Linked DNA regions of Homo sapiens: region 1 is linked to region 2. A link is an interaction called in ENCODE POLR2A ChIA-PET data of the cell type or tissue named here. Cell type or tissue: endothelial cell of umbilical vein. All regions are shown on one strand. Links, peaks and the distances in the headings refer to the core of each region. The heading gives the core; the rest is flanking DNA.

What was found. ChIA-PET counts read pairs that join two places held together with the same protein. Peaks named below come from ENCODE experiments on the same cell type or tissue, not always from the same donor. Only the 100,000 strongest peaks of a DNase experiment are listed, where the experiment ranks them.
Region 1: POLR2A ChIA-PET joins it to region 2 with 9 read pairs; 8 of 35 experiments call an interaction of 5 or more read pairs at or near these places.

Annotation. Positions count from the first base shown.
Region 1 is chr3:194,472,181-194,480,401 of GRCh38, reverse strand. All of the region lies in intron 2 of ATP13A3 (ATPase 13A3), which reads left to right. Among named protein-coding and RNA genes, the nearest start is that of ATP13A3, 11 kb to the left of the region's middle. In endothelial cell of umbilical vein, for the core only: a CTCF peak has its summit at 7,933; DNase peaks (open chromatin) are centred at 4,221 and 7,891.
Region 2 is chr3:194,546,943-194,558,156 of GRCh38, reverse strand. No RefSeq gene overlaps it. Among named protein-coding and RNA genes, the nearest start is that of TMEM44-AS1, 32 kb to the left of the region's middle. RefSeq lists enhancers at 1,196-1,525, 1,420-1,919 and a silencer at 4,323-4,521. In endothelial cell of umbilical vein, for the core only: no CTCF peak of the experiment used is centred there; a DNase peak (open chromatin) is centred at 9,116; H3K27ac peaks cover 240 bases.

The DNA of each region.
Region 1 (8,221 bases), core at 222-8,221, 76 kb after region 2:
GGGGATAGCACAGTAAGAAAACATGAGTATGTAAAAACATGATGGTGGCTAAAAACTTAACAGTCTTATGTCCTGGGAGAGGGCATGGTGTATTGGATAAAAATGTGGGCTTCAGAGCCATAGTGATTTTGAATTACAGCTCTGTCACATACCAGTCTTGTAGTCTGGGTTAAGTAAGTCACTGAACCTCTGAGAGCTTTTTTATTTGCCAGATAGAGGTGATAAAGGGTACCTTAGAGAATTGTAAGGATAAGAGTCTGAGTGAAGGGTAACTTATTATTTGTTAACTTAGTAACATTGAAGATATTCAAAACAAGTCAGATGTGTGTGTGGGGTGTGATTGATGATTGCTCTTTGTTTTTTTGTTAACTGGAACAGCAGGCAATAATGTTATATTCAGGCTTTTTATGTCCAAAACAATCTATGATTTTGTATCTTTAGTAGCAACATCCTCAAAAGCTCAAGATGTTAACCTCATGTATCTCCGATATACATTTTATGTATATTTTAGTTTTTCTCTTTGTGTCTCTGGTGTGTTTGCAGTCTGTTTTCTCTCCCATCTTGTTACTGTTACCCAATGTCTCTGTCTCTGACCACCTTATAAAATTTAAAACTATCTGTAATTGTATTTATTTTATAGGACTTTATATGCATTATTTTCATTTAAAAATTCTGATTAGTCAAATATTTCTACTTTTTTTTTAAAGAAGACTTTGAATTATATTTCAATTTTGTGACCTTTAGATTTCTTTAAACATGGAATCCTAGTCACTGGTTCCTTATAGACCGAAGATTTTTCTTTTTTTTAAATTTTATTTTATTTTACTTTATTTTTTTAGACCAAAGATTTTTCATTCATCTCTAGATCATGCCTTAGCTTCTTAAGTCACCAGTTTTCTAAGCTCATTTACAATTTTCATCTGTAGTTTCCTTGTTTCTCCTTTTTTTAATGTTTATGTTTCTAATTTTCCTAAGCACAAAAGATAGAAACCTATTTAATGCTAATTATAATAAGTAGATTAGTATACTAAGTAAAATGTAAAGTACAATAGGCAAATGACATAATTTTGTCTGTAGCACTTACTTGAAAGACTAGACTAACCTAGCACACGCTTAATTGAAATATTTAATGGGTCTTTTTGATATGAAAATGTACTTTTCATAATTGTCAGCACTGCCTTAGAGTTAGTTGAAGAATAATTTTAAGCTAACCCATGGTTTTCTGTTCAGTGTTTGATGAAGAGAATAGAATAAGCTCATTAATTTAGTCAGATTCAGAAGCATCTTAAAGAGTACCCCCCGCCCCAATCCTTTCTAATCTCTGGTGCGGCCCATAGTGACTCACTATTCTTCATGTTCCCTTAATAGTTGTGGCAATGATAAGTTATTGTAGTGTATAAGAGTTGTGATTTTATAGGTAGCAAGGAAGGGGGCTTGGTTAGGGCCTCTTGGTTATGCCTTTAGGACTGTGTTGGTACTTCTAACTATTTAATAGTGTTTTAGTTCCTGTACATGCCAAACACAGGGCTGGATGCTGGGGAGACATCGATGAATGAGTTCTTCTCTCTTACACATACACAGTCCAGCAGGTAAACACTGTGCTGTTGCATTGCACAAGTCCAGAGGATACCATTCACGTTGTATTCTTCAGGAATATGGCTCCTTGGCCTGGCCTAGGATCTCTTTCAGGTGACAAAAGTTCAGAATCTCCATCACCTACAAGATAATCTGTATTGTTTATCATGTCTAACAAGACCCTTCCTTATAATCTGATCCTGTCCTATCCTTCTAAACCTCCATTTGTAATTATTCCTCAAAGGCTATCACCCCGTGCACCAGTCAGTTTAAATAACTTGTTTTCCTGGCATTTTTTAGGATCTCTCACTATAGTACCTCTGCATGTGGCAGTTCCCCTGCTTGGGTTTCATCTCTCTATTTTCTCCCTAACATTTTTCCTCTTACTGCTTGTTTGCTTGATCAAGTTTACATCCTTCTGGTCTTAGATCAAGAGATAGTTCTTTTTTGAAGTCTTTTCTGTTCTTGGTTCTCTCTTTCTCCCTGGTGCCATTGGTCACCATTTTGTTTGATATTTGTTTGCTTACTTATTTGTCTAGCCTACTAGATGTGGTTCCTTAAGGTTAGAAATTTAATCTTGTAACCTCCAGCATTTAGACCACTAGTTGGCACATGGTAGGCAATACCATTCTAACAAATGAGTTTTTATGAAATCAAATTGGCAATAAACCAGAATGATTATTGCTAGAATGCTAATTTAATATTTACAGATTTATCTGAAAAATTAGGATACTTGACAACATCTTGGTTTTCTGATTTAATTTACCTTTTTCTAGTCAAGCAGTAGTTTGGGGTTAGATTTCAGGGAACTGCTTGGCTAGAGTGAAGACACTGTTTTAAGTTCATTGGTGAACATGTTGGTGAGAACTTTCTGTCTGCTGAAGAATTAACCATAAGTGGTCTCAAACTAAAACAAAGACACAGAGGTATTCAACCCAAGAAGAATGGATGATCTGTAGGATGGTAGTGTCTGCCCCAGCTCTGTCTCTACCTGTAGCACTCACTGCAGCTAATCTGTAGGAGTGGATGAAGTGAGGTGGAAACACTTCTGGGGGGCCCAGTCAGGAAGAGACTCCTAGATGCTTCTGGGCCAGTCTTTCTGTGCGATAGAGTGTCCACTCCCCATATCCTCTCCATACTTCTTTTAAAATTTTGTTTCTTAGTGATTCATCTTAGGTTAACAGCTATGAGAAGCTGTCACTAATTTATGTGTTAACTTCTGAACAGAAGGATCCTGATTAAGAGGAAGAGGAAGGGTTGATCTGAAGAACATAGTGCTGTGGTGGAGGTTGTGTAGAGTTCCATGAGGTCACTAAGGGACCTGGGAACACAGGATATTGGGAGAGCTGGGAAAGGGGAATAGGGATGAGATGCGGGAGCATGCCAAAGACAAAATTACTTTGTTGTCAAATTTTGCCCACAAAAAGAAGAGGGATTCCACCCCTCCTTCACCCAGTCTTGCCCTGTCTCCTTTATTCAGCTGCACTGCTGGATGCTTGCCTGGTTCCCAGCCTTTAAGGTTTTTAGTCTATAAGTTCAACGTTGTTGGAAAAGTGCTCTGATACCTGCAGAGGTGGGAGAAAGGTGGGGGCAGTCCTCTGCTAGGAGATGGAAGGGACAATCAAAGCTTAGTAGCTTGAGCTGGTCCTGGAAGAGCAAGTAGGAGCTCTTTAGCCAGACTAAGAGAAGGGCATTCTTGGCAGAAGGAATATTCTATATAAAGAAGTGGAGTCAGGGAACAGTAGGGCTCTTTGAAGAACTACAGATTGTGTTCTAAATGAATGACATGTAAGGTTTGTAAGGGGCGAGTGATAACCACTGATGAATGGCAGATGGTGTTGACAACTAGGCGGGGCCAGAGTCTGTAGGATCTTACATGTCTTGCAATCAGTTTTGACTTTGACCTTGGAACCCAGTTGAGGCTCCCTTCCGCCCCAGTTCCTCATGGCAGGGAAATACATCATGTTGTGCGTTGTAAGACTTCAAAACTTTGCTAGTGAGAGGCCTGCTTAATATTATTTAATCTAGTTCAATTTAATTGTTTTGAAAAAAAAAAAAAACAACAACTTACTTTGAAGGTACTCTTTTACCAGTTTGGGAATTGCTACTACAGACAACGGGAAGCTACTGAAGTTTTATGTAGAGAGGGAAATGGTCATATCTGGCTGCATACAGACTTGAATGAGGGAGACGAGGGCTCAGGACCTGAATCAAGGCAAAGCTGATGGAGATAGGCATGGTGAGGTGGATTTGAGAAGGGTAGTCAAAAGATGAGTGGCCGGTTGGATGTAGGTGTGAGATAGGAAGAGTTCGAAGGTGACTTCTAAATTCCTGGCTTGGCTTTTTAGGCAACTCATACTCATTAAAGGAGTAGGGGGAATTGGTGGTGGCTGGGTGGTGGGGCAGATTTTTTGGAAGAAAGAGAAAATGAACCTATTGAGTGTTAGCTGTCTGCAAACATGTAGTTGAATCTGTGGGTCTGAAGCACATGAGAGATTAGTGCTGAAAATGTGAATTGGTAGTTGCCATCGCGATGGTCCAGTAGTGCCACCCCTGATGAGATTGTTACAAAGAGAAGAGCCTGAGGAATATTAATAGGAAAATTAAGAAGCGGGCAGAGGAAATGGAGGCTTGGTAACCTGGCTACCTGCCCAGCAACCCAGGCTAGTGTAATGTGAACTGCAGCTCAGCAGAGTTGTAAGAGGTAAAATGGGCATTTGTGGGCTATCTTAGGAATCTAGACACTATTTTCCTTATGGAGAAATGCATTTCAAGTACATGTGGAGTAAGAATTGGTTTTTAAATGAATTTTGTTCCTTGAAAGATGGTGCTGCCTACGTGTCATTCCTTAAATTTGTTGGTAAGGCTTTTTGATGTAAAGTCACCCCATGCTTGACTTTCTGGTGAAAATGAAAAATACTAATCTTGGTTAAGTGAAGATGATTTTTTCCTGGTTTTGAAAGGCAGTATTCTGGTAAGTAAGAGTAGATAATGCCCATCAAAGTGTTGTGTAAACTAAATATTCCCATACAGGCGTCACTATTGTGGTTGTTATAGTGCCTAAATACATTGATTGTGGGGTGTGTCTGTGTGCGTGTGTGTGTGTATGTGGTTTTTTTTAAATCCTGGATAGTGGCATACAGGACAGTCATAGGAGGTTAGAAAGTTAACATTTTTATGATGGTTGTGCTGTGAATAAGGTGATTAACTTCTTCAATAGCAACTTATATTACTGTATTTTTGAAGTATTTGTTGAATGTAAATGTTACGGCCTTTGCATTGTCTATGCTGGGTTAGCGTGGGTAGGTTTCAGATTAGACAAAGGACTCAAGTAGAAAAACCCAAATTCATGTAACTTAAAGTTGACCCAAGTACCTATGAGTTACATTTATACATTTGCAGGATTTTACTTTTTGTACAGAATAGCTTCCTAGTGATTTTGTGCTTCTTTGTGGTTGGATTTTTCAAATCAGAATCTGGAAGAGTGAAATATGAATCATTCTGTAGTGTATGTAGATCATGAGGAAAACTAATTTTGCTTTGTTTCAAATTGCACAGTAATTCTGAAGTGAACCATACAGAAGTAATGAAAAAAATTATTTTTAGGTTTGCTATCAGTAAGAAAAAACAAACATTTCTGAGGTTTATATGTTTTTAACACACTGAAGACTTGGAGGTATAACCTCTGGAAAATTTTCTTCCACTCTTCTTTTTTTCTTCTCTACTCTTCCCTATTCCTATATTATTCCCTAGCATCCCCTTTTTCTCATCCTAGCTTTTCCTCTCCACCGTGCTGCGCTATTTCAGTATCTTTCTATGCAGAACGTTACTTTTTGTTGTATTATGCAACTACAGTGTAATCTTTTTGAATACTTTAATTAGTAATTTAAACTCAACATAGTCTTAGCAACAGTGCACGTTACTTAGCTGGCATGACCATAGTCTGAGCGGTGTGGCCAGTGTGAAGCATGAGTGTGCAGTGAGCACCGCATCACAGCAGCCACTTGCCGGCAGCAGCTGTAAGGTTGTATCTAAGCAGTGTCTTGATTTTAGCTATGGTAAAATGAGAATTCATGAATGTTTAAATTTCAGAGACCATCTTTAATTTGATGACTGAAATGTCAGCAGTTATTTGAGATTTTTATTAATAGCATTACAGTTTCAAATGAATAGTTGTTAATTTGCATTATAATGGAAGACATTAATTTACATATTACTCAACAAAAACTTTACCTTAACTCTGAACTAAAAAGTATAATTTTTAGTTTGGGGGAATTAGGCTTATTTATCATTTGGTTTGTTTACACAAGCTGTTATTGAAACTCTTGATTTGTCAATTTCTATTATATTAAGTGCCCATGCCACACGATTTCTTTTCTGCTTATTTTAACATACTCCTATTTCCAGCTGCTTGGAAGGCCAAGGTGGGAGGATCCCTTGAGCCCAGGTGTTTGAGACCAGCCTGGCAAGATGAAGAGACCTCATCTTTATGGGGGAATTGGGGGAATTAGTTAGGTGTGGTGGCTCAGGCCTGCAGCCCCTTCCTGCTCAAGGGAGCATCCCTTGAGCTGAGGAGTTGAGGTTGTGGTCAGCTGTGACGGTGCCACTGTCTTCCAGCCTGGGTGACAGAGTGAGACCCCATCTCTTAAAAAAACCCGAAAAACTCTTTTATTTGTTCTAACTAGGTGTTTTTGCTTTTAAATACCCACTGTCACCCCCCAAAGGAAAGAAAGCACAAAACTTTTATACTCTACTTCATAAATCTAAAGATGCAGAGGAATTTGAAGAAACCGTTAATGGTAGCCTCTGCCTTGCAATACAAGATGATGTTAACAGTTTGGTGTGTATCTTACACCTTTCTGTTTGGTCTTTTAAAAACACATATCCACAGAGTTATTTGGTTGCTATAAAAATAGTGTATTAGACATATTCCTTTTTTCCTGTTTTTATATATTACATAGCTCTATCTTGGTTTCTACACATAGATTTAACTCATTCTCCTTAATTCCATAAATTATTCATCTATTCTTCTATTGATGGACGTTCAGGTGGGTTCTAGGTTTTTTCCCCCTGCTGCAAACAGTGCTGCAATATACATGTTTTGTTCCTATGTACCTATATATGTATTTGTCATAGATTTTAAAAACTGGGATTGTTGGATCAAAGTGTATAGGTTTTAAATTTAAATATCTTCTGAGATCAGATGAGATTGGCACGTTCAAGGTGGTATGGCCATAGACAAAATTTAAGTATCTTGTCAATTGGTTTTTTAAAAAGGTAGGACAGATTCACTCCTAAGACCAATATATAAGGTTGCTCCTTGTCAGGTTTTTTTTTTTTCACCAATTTAATGGGCAAATAATGTCTTACCATATAATTTTATACTTTAAATACATCGTCTTGTTCTGTAATAGGTTCATTTGCTCTTTGTTATTGTTCTCTTCCTTGCTTTACAACTTTGCAAGATTCCTAAATTCTACTTTCAGACTAGAATGTACAGGGAGTATTAATATAGCTGTCTCTCTCCGCCCCATTATCATTTGTTTTGTGTTTTATTGCGTACATTAATTTTTTGTTGAGACACATGAATGCAGGGCATCTTTTAGAAAGGCAATTCTGCTTTCCATGTCACGATCTCCACTGGTACTAAAATATATAATTTCTCATTGAAATTTCAACTTTTATTTTAGATTCAGGGAATACCTGTGCAGGTTTGTTACATGGATCATATTGTGTGATGCTAAGATTTGGGGTATGATTAATCCCATCAACCAGGTAGTAAGCAGAGTACCCAATAGGTACCCTTGCCCCACCCCTTCCTTCATCTAGTCATTGCCAGTGTCCATTGTTCCCCATCTTTATGTCTATGTATATCCAATGTTTAGATCCCACTTACAAGTGAGAACATATAGTATTTGGTTTTCTGTTTCTGCATTAATTCGAATGCTTAGATAATGGCCTCCAGCTGCATCCGTGTTACTGCAAAAGACATAATTTTATTATTTTTTATGGCTGCATAGTATTCCATAGTGTATGTGTGCCACATTTTCTTTATGCAATCCACTGTTGGTGGATGCCTAGGTTGATTCCATGTCTTTGCTATTGTGAATAGTGCTGTGATGAACATATGAGTGCATGTGTCTTTTTTGTAGAACGATTTATTTTCCTTTGGATATATACCTAGTAATGGGATTGCTGGGTTGAATAGTAGTTCTGTTTTTAGTTCTTTGAGATAATTTCTCATCTTTAATCATTCTTGATCACTTCAGATAACTGCAGCAGTTCTATTTCTTAAGTCTTGTTGTAACTCAGCCTTTTCTCCTTACTAATGTTGGAACATCCCCTAGTGGTGAAAGAGTGTACCAGCAGGCCATATACAAAGGCTATGCTTGTGTAGCTCAAAACCTTTTTGGTTGATACTTATTGTAGAAATTATTCTATCTGCCTTATTTTAGTGGAGAAGAAGTTGAGACCAGCGTGAAGGAACTTGCATCATAGTTCATGTTGAATTAATTGTTATTTAAGGAAAAGTTAAGGTTGACTGTGTTTTTTTTTTGGCTACTGTGCAACAAAACTTTTATTAACATTTTGAACAGGTTCAGCTACTACTGAAACTGGTCATTTCTAAATTTAAATTGGGGCAAAT
Region 2 (11,214 bases), core at 1,859-9,858:
CTCCTGTAATCCCAGCTACTTGGGAGGCTGAGGCAGGAGAATCACTTAAACCCGGGGGGGCAGAGGTTGCAGTGAGTCAAGATCACGCCACTGCACTCTGGCCTGGGCAAGAATGAGACTCTGTCAAAAAAAAAAGAAAAAAAAAAAAGTCAGGAGCAAGTCAAGAGAAACATGGATAAAATCCTGGGCTAATGTCACCGAAAACCTCCTGGAGTACCATAGGTCTCAGCTGCGTGATTTCCCTCCTGCATCTCACCATGTACTGAGATTTGCTGGAAGCGCCCGGGATGTTTAGGTGTGGTGCCCCCTGAAATGTTTCTTCCTTCAGGAGGGTGGGAAAGAACATAAATTTCATTGTCTTCTCAGTCGAAAAAGAAAAAAAAAAAATCCCCTATGGCCTGATGCAATTAAAAAAAAAAATCCATGTGATGTACCACCCCAGCATCTCAGAGATTAGACGCAGAAACCCAGGTCATGTCCCAGAAGGGAAGAGTGAGGGAGGAAGAACTCTTTTCAGGGATTGATAGGGTGAATGACTGGAAGTTTCTACAATGGGAAAAAAAAAAAAAAAAAAGGCTGGGTTATCATTCCTGTCATTGCTATTATTGTTGTTATTATCAAAAACATGTAAATAGTCCTCTTAAATTATTGTCCCTCTTAAACAATAAAGGTGATAACAGAGACTTCTTTGGGCATTTGCAAACCCAAAGAGAATATTGTTATATATTGTTATTCACCAGCAGCTTTGCTTTAAGGGACCCAGCAATGACTGTGAGATCCAGACAATTCCAGGGGAAGGTCTAGGTGTGTTGTTTGGGTGACTGAAGAGGGTCAGAGGGCCCTTTAAAGAAACGGGTGGGGGGAGGGGTGAGAGATAGCATTAGGAGATATACCTAATGTAAATGACGAGTTAATGGGGGCAGCACACCAACACAGCACATGTATACACATGTAACACACCTGCACATGATGCACATGGACCCTAGAACTTAAAGTATAATAATAAAAAAAAAATATATATATATATATAAACAGTCAAAACAAACAATAATAAAGTTCATACTTACATAGGCAAGAAAAAAAAAAGAAACGGTTCTGGCAGAATGGAAAAGGCACTTTCAAGGGGAGAAGGGGCCATTTGAGTAGTTCGGGTGGTACACAATGAGGAAAGATGTTGAGGGAAGAGAGGAGAGGGCAGAGGAGAGGCACGGTGGCATTAGACACCTATGACAGGGCAGGATGGGAGGAGGGGTGAGAAAGATGGAGCTGCAAGATGTGTCTGAAAAGAAGAGCTGAGTCATGGGTGGGAAATGGGGGTCACCTGGACAGTGACACAATATCTGTGTTAACCAGGGTTGTTGGCACCGGCTGTAGCCTGCCCTTCCCACTCCCGATCGCGGTTCTGGACACAACAAAAACTTATTTATTTCTCTTTCATTTCAAGGTCGGATGTGGGTGGAGCTGGTGGGGGCGGCACTCTGACACAGCTGTCTTCCAAACTGGGCATCCTGGCTGTGCTCATGTGTGTCTTCACCATCTTGGAATCCTTTGCTTCCAGCCAGGTGGACAGAAGAGAAAGCAAAGCTTTTCCTTCACCACCACAAACCGGAAGTGAGCCGTAACTTCTGTTTGCTTCTGTTGGTAAAAATTCATCACACGGCCATTGCTAGGGAGCACAGGAGGGGCCCTGCAGCCCAGGCCTTGTGTGGCCATTCAGGAAGCTGACCCGTCAGGAGGGAGCTGGTCACTGTAGGAGTCAGGAGGTGTTAGTCTCTGTGAGTAGAAAGGAGTTCCCTAGGGTGCCTCCTCACTCCAAATCACACCATGCTGTTTTGTCTGGAGAGTCCCTGGCTAGGCTTAGGGTTTGGGGGACACCAGGGACAACTGAGGCTCTGGCAGTCCCCCCTTGTAGATGGCAAAACCCTGTACTGCAGGTGGCTTGTTGTTTATTGGGGTCAGTGTGCCCTTTAATACTCCTTCCAGCATGAAGATTTGAGGATGAATGTTCAGGGGCTCTGGATTCTTATCCTCTCTCTCCCACTACCTTACCCTCTGACCCCACGGGAGTCTCTTCTTCCTGGGCCTCGGCTTCCTGAGCTACAAACGGAATGGGCTGGCCTGCGTGACCTTTAATGCTTTTCCAGGCACGAGAGTCTATGTCCCCTTAGGGACAAGCTTGAACCACCTCATTTCTGCATCTCCTGAGCTCTTGGAAAGGAGTGAGGCCTGGAAGACTTTCTGGGGTTACTGCTGTGAGCTTCAGCCCCACCTGATCCTACCTAGAATTGCATCATCAAAATAAGAGACTTCTTAAGCTCATCAGCTGCTTGCAGCCACTCAAAAAGTGCATGATCTGAATGGGTAGAGGGAGAGACCCAGTGGCCTGTGCCAGGGCTCCGATTTCAAGGCAGCACGGTGTCCTGCCTCTGTGAGATCCAGCTGTGAGCGAGGCCTGAACATCCATAGATGTGAGACCAAGTTACATCCGTCAGGGTACCAGCAGGCAACAGATGCACACCCGGAAGTGTTTGCACAGGGGGAAAAAAGCTTGAAGCAGAGACTGTTCACAAACGTGTAGCCAGAGGCAAGGAACCAACAAAGAATGGTGAGGTGCCCAGGGCCGGGGACCAGGCCTGAAGGGGCAAAGGAGGAAATGTTGTGAGCAGAGTTATGGGAGACGGACCTTCCCACAGAAGCCAGAGCCATAGAAGAATGTAACAGCAGGAAAGCAGGGTTGAGCCAGCGCGGATGGGGGTGGGATGGAGCAGGGAATAAATGTGTCAACCTCCAATCTCTTGCCAGCGCCTCCCATTAGACAAACCCAACAGGAAGCCAAGGGAACAGGGACTCTGGTGATGCAGTTATAGAAAACACAGAGGGCAGGAGAGGCAGTGGACAGGGGAGGCACATGGAGAATAACCAGCTCGGGAGTCTGGTTATCCCATGACAGGGGGAGTCTGAATGGCCTGGACCCTGTGGTATACTGGCAGTGAAATTCCCAGCCAGGTTGATGATGACAGCAGTGATAACGAAGAAGGTGACCCTATCTTAGATTTATATAACTGTTTTGTCCTCCAACAATATCGGGTTACCCAGAGCATCTTTCAGGACATCTGAAGGAGCCTGGTGGAATTCTCTGAATCTTGCATCTGAGATTTCTTTTAGATACAAATTTAGACCCTGCTCTGACTTTTTCCCGAGTGGTAACACTAGCTGCTCTGTCAGTCCTGAGAGAGTTGGAAGAGTGGGATAAATTTAGACTAGAGTTATTGTGCCTCAGCCAATATGTTAAATACTTGATTTTTAACATGACCCTGACCTCCGTGCCCTGCATAACCACATATTCCCCGTCCTCTATTTGACCAGCCTCTAGGTCTCTCACCCCCACACTGATGTGTACCTCCCCGCCTTCGCCAGCTATGAATAGTTGGTGTGGACAAAGAGACTGGGCGTTGGGCTGCCATCAGCTCCCACTCCATCAGATACCATCACTGTCAAAACAAAGTCAGCTATGTGGAAACCCTTGCCATGCCTCCTGCCTCCTTTTGGAATGCAGCGTTCTGACTGCAAGTACAGAGCGGCAATTTATAAGCATGAGTTGGTGCAGAAAACAAGTCACAAAACCAAGAAAATGAATATGATATGGAATGGCATGAAATTCAGGACTGTCGACAGAGATAGAATGGAGCCAGGAGAAGATGATGCTTCAAGATTAACATACATGAGAGACGAGGGCCAAGAAACCAGGCCTTGGATATTTTTTTATTTCTCTGCATACTTGAGTTCACTGTAGTTATTACTGTTAATAGATCATTTTACTCTAGCACTTTTCAAATGTTTTCGTGCATTAGCCATGCATCTTAGTACTTAAAAAAGGTACAGAATTTTTTTCTTTCTTTTTTTTTTTCTTTTTGAGATGGAGTCTCACTCTGTCGCCCAGGCTGGAATGCAATGGTGCGATATCGGCTCACTGCAACCTCCACCTCCTGGGTTCAAGCAATTCTCCCGCCTCAGCCTCCCCAGTAGCTGGGATTACAGGCACCCACCATCATGCCCAGCTAATTTTTGTATTTTTGTAGAGACGGAGTTTCACCATATTGGTCAGGCTGGTCTCGAACTCCTGACCTCAGGTGATCCGCCCACCTTCGCCTCCCAAAGTTCTGTGATCATAGGTGTGAGCCACTGCACCCAGCCAATATTTTTTTTTCACTCTGTTATATACTGTGCTCTTTTCTTTTTTTTTTTCTTTCTTTTCCTTTTTTTTGTTTTTTGAGATGGAGTTTTGCTCTTGTCACCCAGGCTGCAGTGCAGTGGCGCAATCTCTGCTCACCGCAACCTCCACCTCCCAGGTTCAAGACATTCTCCTGCTTCAGCCTCCCAAGTAGCTGGGATTATAGGCGTCTGCTACCACGCCAGGATAATTCTTTTTTTTTTTTTTTTTTTTTTGTATTTTTAGTAGAGATGGGGTTTCACCATGTTGGTCAGGCTGGTATCAAACTCCGGACCTCCGGTGATCCGCCCGCCTCGGCCTCCCAAAGTGCTGGGATTACAGGCATGAGCCACTGCGCCTGGCCTTAGTGTTCTGTTTCCCAACTTTGGGTCACAACCCATTAATAGGACATGAAATTAATTTAATTGAGTGTGGTCAGCATTTTTCAAAAAATGAAATAGATGGAATATAAGCATCAGAGTATATTATAGAGAGAAAGCTAAGTGTTGTATGATACACCTGAACACGCATGCTGGGCATCTACTTAAATGCATTCTTCACCCAGGCCTCGGTGTAGCAGAGCTGGCCAGGTGTCAAGGCACTCAGGCACTTGTTCCAGCACCATTATTAATCTAAGTGGCCTCATCTGGACAGCTGTCCTCTCTGGTCTTGGTATCTTTATCTATAAAGTGACACATTTGCACTGAATGAACCCTAAGGGCTTTTCTTCTTTTCTTTTCTTTTTTGAGACAGAGTCTCGCTCTGTTGCCCAGGCTGGAGTGCAGTGGTGTGATCTTGGCTCACTGCAACCTCTGCCTCCCAGGTTCAAGTGATTCTCTTGCCTCAGCCTCCAGAGTAGCTGGGACCACAGGCACGCGCCACCATGCCCACCTAATTTTTGTGTTTTTAGTAGAGATGGGGTTTCACCGTATTTGTCAGGCAGGTCTTGAACTCCTGACCTCAGGTGATCCACCCACCTCGGCCTCTCAAAGTGCTGGGATTACAGGTGTGAGCCACCGTGCCTGGGCCCTTAAGGGCTTTTTAATCCCCCACTTAACACATATTTATTGAGCATCTGCTAGATACCAAGCACTGGGGGTTTAGCAGCAGGCAAAATGAAGATCTTGCCCTCCCTGACTTTATATTCTAGTAGAGGGATGACAGGCAATAAACAAACTAATGAGTAGATAATATGCTGAGTCATGCTAAGTGCAATGGAGAAAAATATGGCGGAATAAGGGGGCAAGAGTGCAATGGAGGAGGGCATTGCCATTTTAGGTAGTTTGAGGTGGCATTTCCACAGAGGTGTGAAGAAAGCGAAGGGATCAAGCTACACAGATATCTGTGGGAAGAGTGAGCTCGCTGAAGGCTGGAGAGCGCTTACCTTGTTCAAGGATCAGGAAAGGGCCAGAGTGGCCGCAGCAGAGTGGGCAAGGGACAGTGGGTGGGAGAGCAACTCAGAGGGAGGGGGCTGGGGCCAGGGCCAGGGAAAAAGAACCTGTGCAGGTTTTGAGTGGCAGAGAGAATCCACCGGACTGTACGGAGGCCAGCTAGGAGGCTGCTAGAATACTCCAGAAGTGAGATTATGATGTCTTGCTCTAGGATGGTAAAGAGAAAGGAGATGAGAGGGATTCTGAATATATTTTGGTGGTAGGGCAAGTGGGGTTTGCTGATGACATCTACGAAGTGAAGGACCAAGAGGAATATAGGATGACTTCAAGGTTCGAAGCCTAAGCAGCTGGAAGGAGTTTCAGTTTATGGAGATAACGAAGACTATGGGAGAAGAGGCATTGGGGTGTGTGTGCGTAAAGTATGAGGTCAGAGATGCTGATTTTTTTACTTTTATTTTTTTGAGATGGAGTCTTGCTCTGTCGCCCTGGATGGAGTGCTGTGGCACAATCTCGGCTCACTCCAACCTCCGCCTGCTGGGTTCAAGCGATTCTCCTGCCTCAGCCTCCTGAGTTGCTGGGATTACAGGCACCTGCCACCACGCCCAGCTAATTTTGTACTTTTAGAAGAGATGGGGTTTCACCATGTTGGCCAGGCTCATCTGGAACTGCTAGCCTCAAGTGATCCTCCCGCCCCAGCCTCCAAAAGTGCTGGGATTACAGGCATGAGCCACTGTGCCGTTGTGGATGCTTATTGAACATCCACATGGCCATGTTGATGGTCCTTGGAAATCTGAATCTGAAGGGGCATTTATGAGTATAAGGATACAGAAGGCCACTGCACTGGACCAGATAACAGAGGGAGTGGTAGAGATGAGAAGAGGCTCCAGGACTGAGGTCTAGGCCCCTCCAACATACAGAAGCCTGGAAAATGAGAAGGAAACAGCAAACATTATTTGACTCTGCGACTCTTTTCAGAATAAGTTGCTAAACAGAGGAAAATCAGAAAAATATGGTTTTAAACAAAAAAAGAAAATAAATAAAAGAAAAAAATGGGGCCGGACGCAGTGGCTCACACCTGTAATCCCAGCACTTTGGGAGGCCGAGGCGGGCGGATCAGGAGGTCAGGAGATTGGGACCATCCTGGCCAACATGGTGAAACCCCGTCTCTACTAAAAATACAAAAATTAGTTGGATGTGGTGGCACGTGCCTGTAGTCCCAGCTACTCAGGAGGCTGAGGCAGGAGAATCACTTGGATCCAGGAGGCAGAGACTGCAGTGAGCTGAGATCGCGCCACTGTACTCCAGCCTGGTGACAAAGCGAGACTCCATCTCAAAAATAAATAAGTAAATAAAATAAAAATACTTTAAAAAAAGAAAAAAAGAGAAAAATATGGTTTTTAGTTTGAAATAATTAGCATAGCTTACCTACCAATCATTGTTAAATGTATCATTCTTGATAACAACTGCAATAGCATCTTGTACAAAGCTTGGTAGAAAATTGCTGGTGAATTAAATGGAAATGTGTATTGATTGTCTTAGGGTTTCTTTCAGTTCTTGGTGGTGTTAAAAAAAATGGGGGAAATTAGAGCTTTATTTGCCTTCAGCAACTTATTCAGACTGGAGGAAACTGATCCCCAGGGCTTCCCCAGCAGCCCCCATAGTCTGAAGGGAGGCTTCAGACTGGATTTCCCAACTCTGCTCCAGCCACGGCAACCTTCATTTCAGGGTATAATTGCAGTGCCCAGTCCTGGGCTCCCTGAGGAATTTCTCCTTCCTTGCTGTGAAGGCAAGGAAGATTAGCCTGATTTTATGGCTATCTAGTGCTTCTCAGCCTTTAAGACTAACTCTCCAACAAGGAGCAGACAGATTTTCAGGTTTAAGAGAATTGAATGCAAGCTTTGGCTTATTAAAACTTGTCCTTTTGAAAAAGGATAGCAAACTACAATGTTCGGCAAAATGTGTAGTGTTTCAGGGTGTGTCTTTCTGTTAGTGCTGGATTTCAGGGGCAGTTTATGCCAAGCATTTGGATGCAGCAACAGTCTTCTTGGGAGGTGGTGGTGGCCACGGTGAGATTAGAGGAGAGAGCAGCAGGCTGCTATATTAGGAGCAGCCACAAAAGGAACTAGCAATTTTTTTTTTTTTTGAGATGGAGTCTCTCGCTCTGTCGCCCAGGCTGGAGTGCAGTGGCGTGATCTTGGCTCACTGCAACCTTTGCCTCCTGGGTTCAAGCGATTCTCCTGCCTCAGCCTCCCGAGTAGCTGGGACTACAGGCATTCACCACCACGCCCAGCTAATTTTTATATTTTTAGTAGAGACGGGGTTTCACCTTGTTGGCCAGGATAGTCTCGATCTCTTGACCTCACAATCCGCTCACCTTGGCCTCCCAAAGTGCTGGGATTACAGTCATGAGCCACCATGTCTGACCAGAACTAGCAATTTTTACACCCCAGAAAAGCTTCCTAAACTGCCCCACCCCCAATTCTCTGTCTATCATCGGGCCTGCTTCAGCTCCCTAGCAACAGATTCGCTGATTCGATTGTAACTTCTCTGGGCATGAAAGCCAGGACCCTGTGCATTTCAGTAACTGTACGTCGGGCCTTCAACCTCCCTGTCTTCACTACCCTTGCCTTTTAAAGCACCAAACTCCTGAAATGATTAGAACTAGACTGTGAGACCGGTTGAATAGATTTGGAAACACCACTCAGTGTGGGTTTAGATATTGCCTGAATCAAAAGTAAAGACTTGGCCGGACACAGTGGCTCACGCCTGTAATCCCAGCACTTTGGGAGGCTGAGGCCAGAGATCACCTGAGGTCAGGAGTTTGAGACCAGCCTGGCCAACATAGTGAAACCCTGTCTCTACTAAAAATACAAAAATTACCCAGGTGTGGTGGTGGGTGCCTGTAATCCCAGTTACTCGGGAGGCTGAGGCAGGAGAATCGCTTGAACCCGGGAGGCGGAGGTTGCAGTGAGGTGAGATCACACCACTGCACTCCAGCCTGGGCAACAGAGCAAGACTCTGTCTAAAAAAAAAAAAAAAAAAAAAGTGAAGACCTGTTGAACGTTCTTTTTTTTTTAATTTAATTTTTTTTTAAATAATGGAGATGGGGTCTTACTATGTTGCCCAGGCTGGCCTAGAACTCCTGGGCTCAGGCAATCCTCGTGTCTCACCCTCCCAAAGTGCTAGGATTACAGGCATGAGCAACCGTCCCTGGCCTGCATATTCTTCAGGCCTCTGAGAGTATGCTCATCTTCCCCCAGCTCTACTCTCCTAATCACCAGTGGAAAAGAGGGGTGGCGAAGAGAACAACACTGGCACCAAGCTACAGCCTAATAGACAGTCTGTTTTTGTTCCTGGCTGGACTGCCGTGCTTGGACTATGTATTATTTTTAAAAGGCCTTCTCTAGTTTCCTGTTGCTTATAGTACAGGGACTAGCCTTGTTGGCCTCTCATTCAAAGCTTCACGCCATTTACTCTTTCCACAGTTGTAAACCATATCCTCTTAAACATCCCCTGCACATAAACACAGCAGTATACACACGCACACATACACATACGCACACACATACACATTCTTTTCACTGTGACCACAAGGTCTTTGCCCCCAAAGTCTTCCCACATCTCTAGGCCTTTCTCCAAGTCTTTCGCTTGTCCGTTAGCTCTCAAATCCACCTTCTGAAACCCTAATTTACGCTGTTCTCTGGGCTGTCAAAACCCTTTATAATATGGCTTGGCACAGTCTGCGTGGCACTCAAGAGAGCTGTGTAAGCTCCTGCCTCCCTCCTCCCTCCCCAGTGCCGATGCACACAGGAGACTGAGTTCTCTGAGTGCAAAATAACTCTGTGACAGTCACATGGCAGGGGCTCAGGGACCTCCGGAGAATCAAATTAAACAAGACTTTGCTGTTTCAAAATGATACCAGGCTAGCAGTTCCCATTGTAGTTTCTCTACATTTCCTGTATGAGGACTCTGAAAGAGATGAAAATTCACACCTTCAAAAACAAAGAACTGGCATGCGGCCCAGGACTTAGACAAATCAAATGCGTTTCAGCTGTGGTTCCGAGAAGGTAGGTGACCTGTTACTTGACCAAGGTGCCCACCTGAGCAAAGGTTCAGAAAGCTGCTCCCAGCAATTAATTCTCTTGCTAGAAATTTATTCTAAGAAATAACCAAGTATGCTGATAAAGATTTAACCATGGCCGGGCTCGGTGGCTCATGCCTGTAACCCCAGCATTTTGAGAGGCCGAGGCAGGGGGATCACTTGAGGTCAGGAGTTCGAGACTACCCTGATCAACATGGTGAAACCCCGTCTCTACTAAAAATACAAAAATTAGCTGGGCATGGTGGCAGGCGCTTGTAATCCCAGCTGCTCAGGGGGCTGAGGTATGAGAATCGCTTGAACCTGGGAGGCGGAGGTTATAGTGAGCCAAGATTGCACCACTGCACTCCAGCCTGGGTGACAGACTGAGACTCTGTCTTGAAAAAAAAAAAAGTATATATATATATATATATATATATATATATATATATATATGCAAAAAACAGAGAGGCAACAGAGATGTAGATAAGAGCCTAAGTTAATCAGAGAATTTACATTGGATTTCATCTACCAGGTACTTGCTGAGTGTTCCTGGAGAAAGTTCCTTAATTTTTCCCTGCTGTAAAATGTGCTTTAAAACAGTGGCTAAGGGCCAGGCATGGTGGCTCATGCCTGTGATCCCAGCACTTTGGGAGGCCAAGGCTGGAGGATAGCTTGAGCCCAGGAGTTTGAGACCAGCCTGGGCAACATAGCAAGACCCTGTCTATATTAAAACACATACATACACACACACACACACACAACAAAACAAAACAAAACAAAAAACAGTGACTAAGGCAATACAATGGAGAAAAAAATAGTCTTTTCAACAAATAGTGCTACAACAACTGGAAATTTACATGCCCCCCCAAAACGAATCTAGACACAGACCTTCACAAAATTAACTTAAAATGGATCACAGACCTAAATGTAAAACACTAAACTATAACACTCCCGGAAGATAACTTAGGAGAAAATCTAGGTGACCCTGGGCATGGCAATGACTTTTTAGATATACTCAGGGTATGGTCCTGGAAAGAAAAAAATTGATAAGCTGGACTTCATTGAAATTTAAAGCTTCTACTCGTGAAAGACAAGGTCAAGAGAATAAAAAGATAATCAACAGAAAATATTTGCAAGAGTCACATCCGATAAAGGACTGCTATCCACAATAAATAAAGAACTCCTAAAACTCAACAGTGAGAAAAGAAACTACCCAATTTAAAAATGGGCAAAAAGTCATGAACAGACACCTCACCAAAGATGATATAAAGATGGCAAATAAGCATACAAAAAGATGTTCAATATGATATGCACTAGAGATTATAAATAAAAATAACACCTATTAGAAGGGCCAAAATTCAAAACACTGGCAACACCAAATGCTGGCAAGGATGAGGAACAACAGGAACTCACGTTCATTGCTGGTGGGAATGCAAAATGGAACAGCCACTTTGGAAGACAGTTTGGCAGTTTCTTTTTTTCTTTTTTTTTGAGATGGAGTTTCGCTCCTGTTGCCCAGGCTGGAGTGCAAT